2 separate regions of the Homo sapiens genome follow, and region 1 is linked to region 2. A link is a loop called in an ENCODE intact Hi-C map of the cell type or tissue named here. Cell type or tissue: HCT116. All regions are shown on one strand. Links, peaks and the distances in the headings refer to the core of each region. The heading gives the core; the rest is flanking DNA.

Evidence for each region. A loop is a pair of places that touch in the nucleus more often than their neighbours do. Peaks named below come from ENCODE experiments on the same cell type or tissue, not always from the same donor. Only the 100,000 strongest peaks of a DNase experiment are listed, where the experiment ranks them.
Region 1: it touches region 2 in a loop (3-fold over the local background); 6 of 110 quality-filtered maps call a loop at or near these places.

Annotation. Positions count from the first base shown.
Region 1 is chr17:50,980,854-50,983,655 of GRCh38, reverse strand. It overlaps SPAG9 (sperm associated antigen 9), which reads left to right. Exons shown (of 30, transcript NM_001130528.3): 25 at 984-1,132. Among named protein-coding and RNA genes, the nearest start is that of TOB1-AS1, 120 kb to the right of the region's middle. In HCT116, for the core only: no CTCF peak of the experiment used is centred there; no DNase peak of the experiment used is centred there.
Region 2 is chr17:51,155,907-51,158,708 of GRCh38, reverse strand. The region is part of intron 3 of NME1-NME2 (NME1-NME2 readthrough); the gene reads right to left. The region is part of intron 2 of NME1 (NME/NM23 nucleoside diphosphate kinase 1); the gene reads right to left. Among named protein-coding and RNA genes, the nearest start is that of NME1-NME2, 3.7 kb to the right of the region's middle. In HCT116, for the core only: no CTCF peak of the experiment used is centred there; no DNase peak of the experiment used is centred there.

The sequences.
Region 1 (2,802 bases), core at 211-2,710, 180 kb after region 2:
ACAGAATAAGACAAGTAAAATGCATTTAGTAAGTGTCAATGTAAAGTCCTGCATTTGAGTTCAGAAGAGCACGATGGGGAGACATGTCTGAAGAGTGAGAATTACCTAAAGGTTGACTATAAACTCAATATGAGTTTAATGCCTTAAGCCTCAAAGACAAGGCTGGTGATAATCCTGCTCTACTAGGCTAGATAAAGACAGCATATTCAATGGACATCAACAAAACAGAGTTAGGATGAAGGGTCTGTAAACTGTGGTAGGTACAGAGCACATGCCAAAGATAACTTGGTTTTGAAAAGAGGAGACATAGGGCTGTAACGAAGAAGTTTGTACTGGATTTATTCTTTTGTTTCCACTCTGCAAGACTGCAGACGAGTGGGTGATTACATACAAAAAGACAGACTTTAGCTAGGTGTGGGTAATATTTTTCAATTAAAGGTGTCTGAAAATAGAATGGCTGCTTTGTGAGGCAGTATGCTCACAAAAGCTAACAAAGCAAAGCGAGGTTCTGATGACTGGTTCTCCTTCATATTTCTAGTATCACTGAAAATATAGTATGCATAATTCCTAAAGTGTTAGCAATGAGTTGCCCTCAACTTCTACCCAAGAAAATACATCAAAATGCACGTGACTGAGAGACGTTATTCCCAAAATAACCTTAAGTCCATTCTAATTCGAAAAATATTATGATAAACAGATAACTTGTAACTGATTTATCATCACATCACTGCTTTTGTGAGCATGTTTTAAAGGGGGTCTAGGTACTGGGTGGCACTTTGAAGCAGATGACCTTTGAGGGTCTCTTCCAACTTTGCAGCTTATGGAATAAAAGAACCCAGGCTGCAAATAAAAGATATACTTAGTACATGGTACTTTGAGTGCTTCCTCAATAAATTTAATTATACAACAAATAAAATGTTTCTTGTGTTGAAATTGAGTAACAGGTGGTATGTATTTACTATAACCTTTTATTTTTTTTAAAGATGGGCAGTGGGATTTGTCAAACTATCACCTCTTAGACCTTGGACGGCCTCATCATTCCATCCGTTGCATGACTGTGGTACATGACAAAGTCTGGTGTGGCTATAGGAACAAAATCTATGTGGTGCAGCCAAAGGCCATGAAAATAGAGGCAAGTTATTAGCCTATGTTTTCTGTATTTATTGAATTTGTATTATCCGAAGACTATTAGACTATAATTATTTTCAGCTTCTTTAGAAATTGTTTCTGGATCTGTGTGTTTTAGGGCACTTGAGTAATGTATTTGAATATCTTAGCTTTCTGTGTTACTTAACTCTCTTGCCAGTTTTGACTGTGAGGGTAGAAAGTGGCTTTTTAAAAAAGGAAAGAGGATTCATACGTGAATGTTTAAATGTGTGTCTGTGTATGTATCCAGAAATATGTATGTGTTTTTGTTTGAATACATGGTTCTTTTTATGTTTAGTTATATGAGGATTGTTTGAGAAGAGGATTCCTCCCTGTCCTCCCCACGTGTAATCCAGGCACATCCACATGTGTGTCCCAGACAGAAATAACATTGCACTGGGAATTTGTTGTAAAAATGAAAACCTCCTAACCTCCTAGCATTATTTTCTTTTTTTCTTTTTTCTTTTTTTTTTTTCTGAGACAGAGTCTTGCTCTGTCACCCAGGCTGGAGTGCAGTGGCATGTTCTTGGCTCACTGCAACTTTCGTCTCCCAGGTTCAAGCAATTCTTCTGCCTCAGCCTCCAAAGTAGCTGGGATTACAGGCTCCCGCCACCACAGCCAGCTAATTTTTTTTGTATTTTTAGTAGAGACGGGGTTTCACCATGTTGGCCAGGCTGGTCTCGAACTCCCAACCTCGTGATCCGCCCACCTTGGCCTCCCAAAGTCCTGGGGTTAAGGCATGAGCCACCGCGTCCGGCCTAGCATTGTTTTCTTACGGTTTTTTTTTTTTTTTGTCACAATACATAAATGCATTCTAATTGTTTAGGGGGACAAAAAGCATACAGGAAATTTTAAGGTGAAAGCCCTCCTTCACCCTCCCCCAAATCACATTTCTTTCCCTAGAAGTCTCAAAGTCAACCATTTGGTGTTTGTTTTTTATATCAATTCTATCTATCTATCTATTCTTTCTTTCTTTCTTTCTATCTATCTATCTATCTATCTATCTATCTATCTATCTATCTATCTTTATCTGTGTATCTGTTTATATCTATCTAATTAGCTAGCTATCTGGCTGTCTATCCATCCATCCATCCATCCATCCATCCATCCATCCATCCACACACAGGTTGAATATCCCTTATTGAAAATGCTTGAGACCAGAAGTGTTTCAGATTTTGGATTTTTTGCAGATTTTGGAATATTTGCATATACATAAATAATGAAATATCTTGGGCATGGAACCCAAAGTCTAAACATAAAATTTATTTATGTTTCCTGTATACTTTATAACAGTGAAAAATATGATATACCATTAGTGCAGTAAAAAAAATACTGTGTTCAGCGTGACTTATGGTATCATATCGGCACTTAAACACTTTCAGATTTTAAAGCATTTCAGATTTCAGATTTTTGGATTGGGAATGCTCAGCCTGTGCCTCACACACATATACAGCAGCGTGGGTTCCTTTTAGTTTAATTATATTTTGGTATTTTTGTTTGTTTGTTTTGAGACAAGGTCTCACTCTGTCACCCAGGATAGAGTGCAGGGGCGCAATCATAGCTCACTGCAGCCTCAGACTCCTGGGCTCTAGCAAGCCTCCTGCTTCAGCCTCCCAGGTAGCTGAGATCACAGGCACACACCATTATACCTGACTA
Region 2 (2,802 bases), core at 45-2,544:
ACATCAGAGACACACACAGATGTGGAGACTGGCTGCCCAGAAGCCCCATCATTCAGCCACCAGTTATCATCACTTGCCAAAGTAAAATTACATGGCCATATAATCACTCCGTGGTAGGGATCCAACCCTCGCCCTGTCCTTTCCTATCCAAATGGAAGACTTTTGTTGTGGAAGTCTAACAGACCCTGAGGTGACCTTCCCTTATCAGAATACTTTTTTAATTCTATTAATTGGTTCCAATTATCTTTTTGTTGGTTTTGTTGTTTGTTTTGAGACAGGGTCTTTCTGTCACCCAGGCTGGAGTGCAATGGCATGATCATAGCTCACTGCGGCCTCAAACTCCCAGGCTCAAGCAATCCTCTTGCCTCAGATTCTCAGTAGCTAGGACTACAGGTGTGCACCACTACACCCGGCTAATTATCTTTTTTTGAGACAGGGTCTTGCTCTGTTACCCAGGCTGGAGTGCAGTGGCTCGATCTCCGCTCACTGCAACCTCCACCTCCCGAGTTCAAGCCATCCTCTCGCCTCAGCCTCCCTGGTAGCTGGGACTACAGGCATGCGCCATCACACCCAGCTAAATTTTGTATTTTTAGTAGAGACGGGGTTTCACCACGTTGGCCAGGCTGGTCTCCATCTCCTGACCTCAGATGATCCACCCACCTTGACCTCCCAAAATGCTGGGATTACAGGTGTGAGCCACCACGCCAGGCCCTAACTGATTATCTTTAGTCTGCAAAACAGATCACGGGCTTTTTTTAAGGGCTTGGGGGTTGGGAACCTCAAGTTCTCCCTTGCTTCCTGCCTCCACACCAGATTTAAATGCCCCTTTAGAGTCATGGCAGCTATCCTTCCGTCCATTCTTCACCAAACCCATATATCCTTAATAGGAAATTCAATGTAAAGGAGAAAGTATCTGCACTCAGGGGTCAGAGAGACTCAAGTTAAAATTCCAGTGGCATCACTGTATGCTATCAGGCACATCACTGAACCTCTCCAAGCCTTAGGTTGCTCATCACTAACAACCACGAGAACAGGAGTAAGTACTTCTCAAGGCTGGCATGAAGACTAAATCAGAAAACATATGTGCCCAGCATATGGTAAATGCCTGATCAACAACACATCCATCTCATGTTACCTTCTGCTGTGATCTGAATGTGTCCCCCAAAGTTCGTATGTTGGAAATTTAATCCTCGATGCAACAATGTTGGGAGGTGAGGCCTAATGGGAGGTGTTTAGGTCATGAGGGCTTCACCCTCATGAACAGATTAATGTCTTATCTCAGGAGTGGGTTTGTTATAAAATCAACATCAGCCCCCTCTTGCTCTCTCTCACTCTTGCACTCTCTTGCTATTCCATTCTGTCATGGGATGATACAGCAAGAAAACCTTCATTAGATGCCAGCTCCTTGACCTTGGACACCATATTCTCCTCTCAGCATGAACATCAGTCTACCCTCTTTTACATTAAAGCAGTTTTTCTTTTCTTTTTTTTCTTTTTTTTTGGAGACGGAGCCTCCCAAAGTGCTGGGATGACAGGCGAGTCACTGTGCCAGCCCTAAAGCAGTTTTTCTAAAATATCACATAGGAAGTAAATTGCAAGTCAAACTAAATTTTAAAATGCACTAGAAGGGTCCAAAATTGATTCCCTTTTAGAAAACATACTATCCCCTATTTGATTTGAGAATTGGAATTCTTTTTTTTTTTTTGAGACAGAGTCTCCCTCCCTCTGTTGCCCAGGCTGCAGTGTGGTGCAATATCGGCTCACTGAAACCTCCGCCTCCTGGGTTCAAAAGCAATTCTTTTTTTTTTTTTTTTTTGGAGATGGAGTTTTGCTCTTGTTGCACAGGCTGGAGTGCAATGATGCGATCTCGGTCACTGCAACCTCCACCTCCCCAGTTCAAGCGATTCTCCTGTCTCAGCCTCCCGAGTAGCTGGGATTACAGGCGCATGCCACCACGCCTGGCTAATTTTTGTATTTTTAGTAGAGACGGGGTTTCATCATATTGGTCAGGCTGTCTCGAACTCCTGACCTCAGGTGATCCGCCCGCCTCAGCCTCCCAAAATGCTAGGATTACAGGTATGAGCCACCGCACCTGGCTGGTTCAAGCAATTCTTATGTCTCAGCCTGCCGAATAGCTGGGATTACAGGCACCCACCCTGATGCCCAGCTAATTTTTGTATTTTTAGTAGAGACGGGGTTTCACAATGTTGGCCAGGCTGGTCTTGAACTCCTGACCTCAAGTGACCAGCCTGCCTTGGCTTCCCAAAGTGCTGGGATTACAGGTATGAGCCACTATGCCTCACCCAGCCGAGAATTTGGATTATCTCTAGAATTTGTTTGAAGAAGGGTTATTGGTCAATCAATCCTTTGCATTTATCAAAAGATTGCTTTGTAAGTAGCTTGCAGGTACATCTGCTCTCTGCTGTTTCTGAAGAACCTCCCCAAAACCAAAACCATAGTTTTCCTCCACCAGCTCCTATGATACCTAATATATGCTAAACAATAAGCATTTATTAGTGTCTAGTAATTGATGATGGAAAGACTTTCTTGCTAAAAAACAACCTGTCTCAAAGGGGGAAAAAAATCTCTCTAAAATTATCTGCTCAGGAAGCTCAAGACCAAGAACTCAAACATGCTCAGCTCTCAGTCAGAAATTACAGAGATGCAGTCATATGTGGAACTCTGCACTGCTTTTCCCGTAGCAATGCACCTCCTATTACAGAGACTATTTTGGAAAATCCTAAATAACTTGGTTTGTTCCAAGATGTAGCCAAACGCTAGGGCACTGAGGAGTTTCCAGGT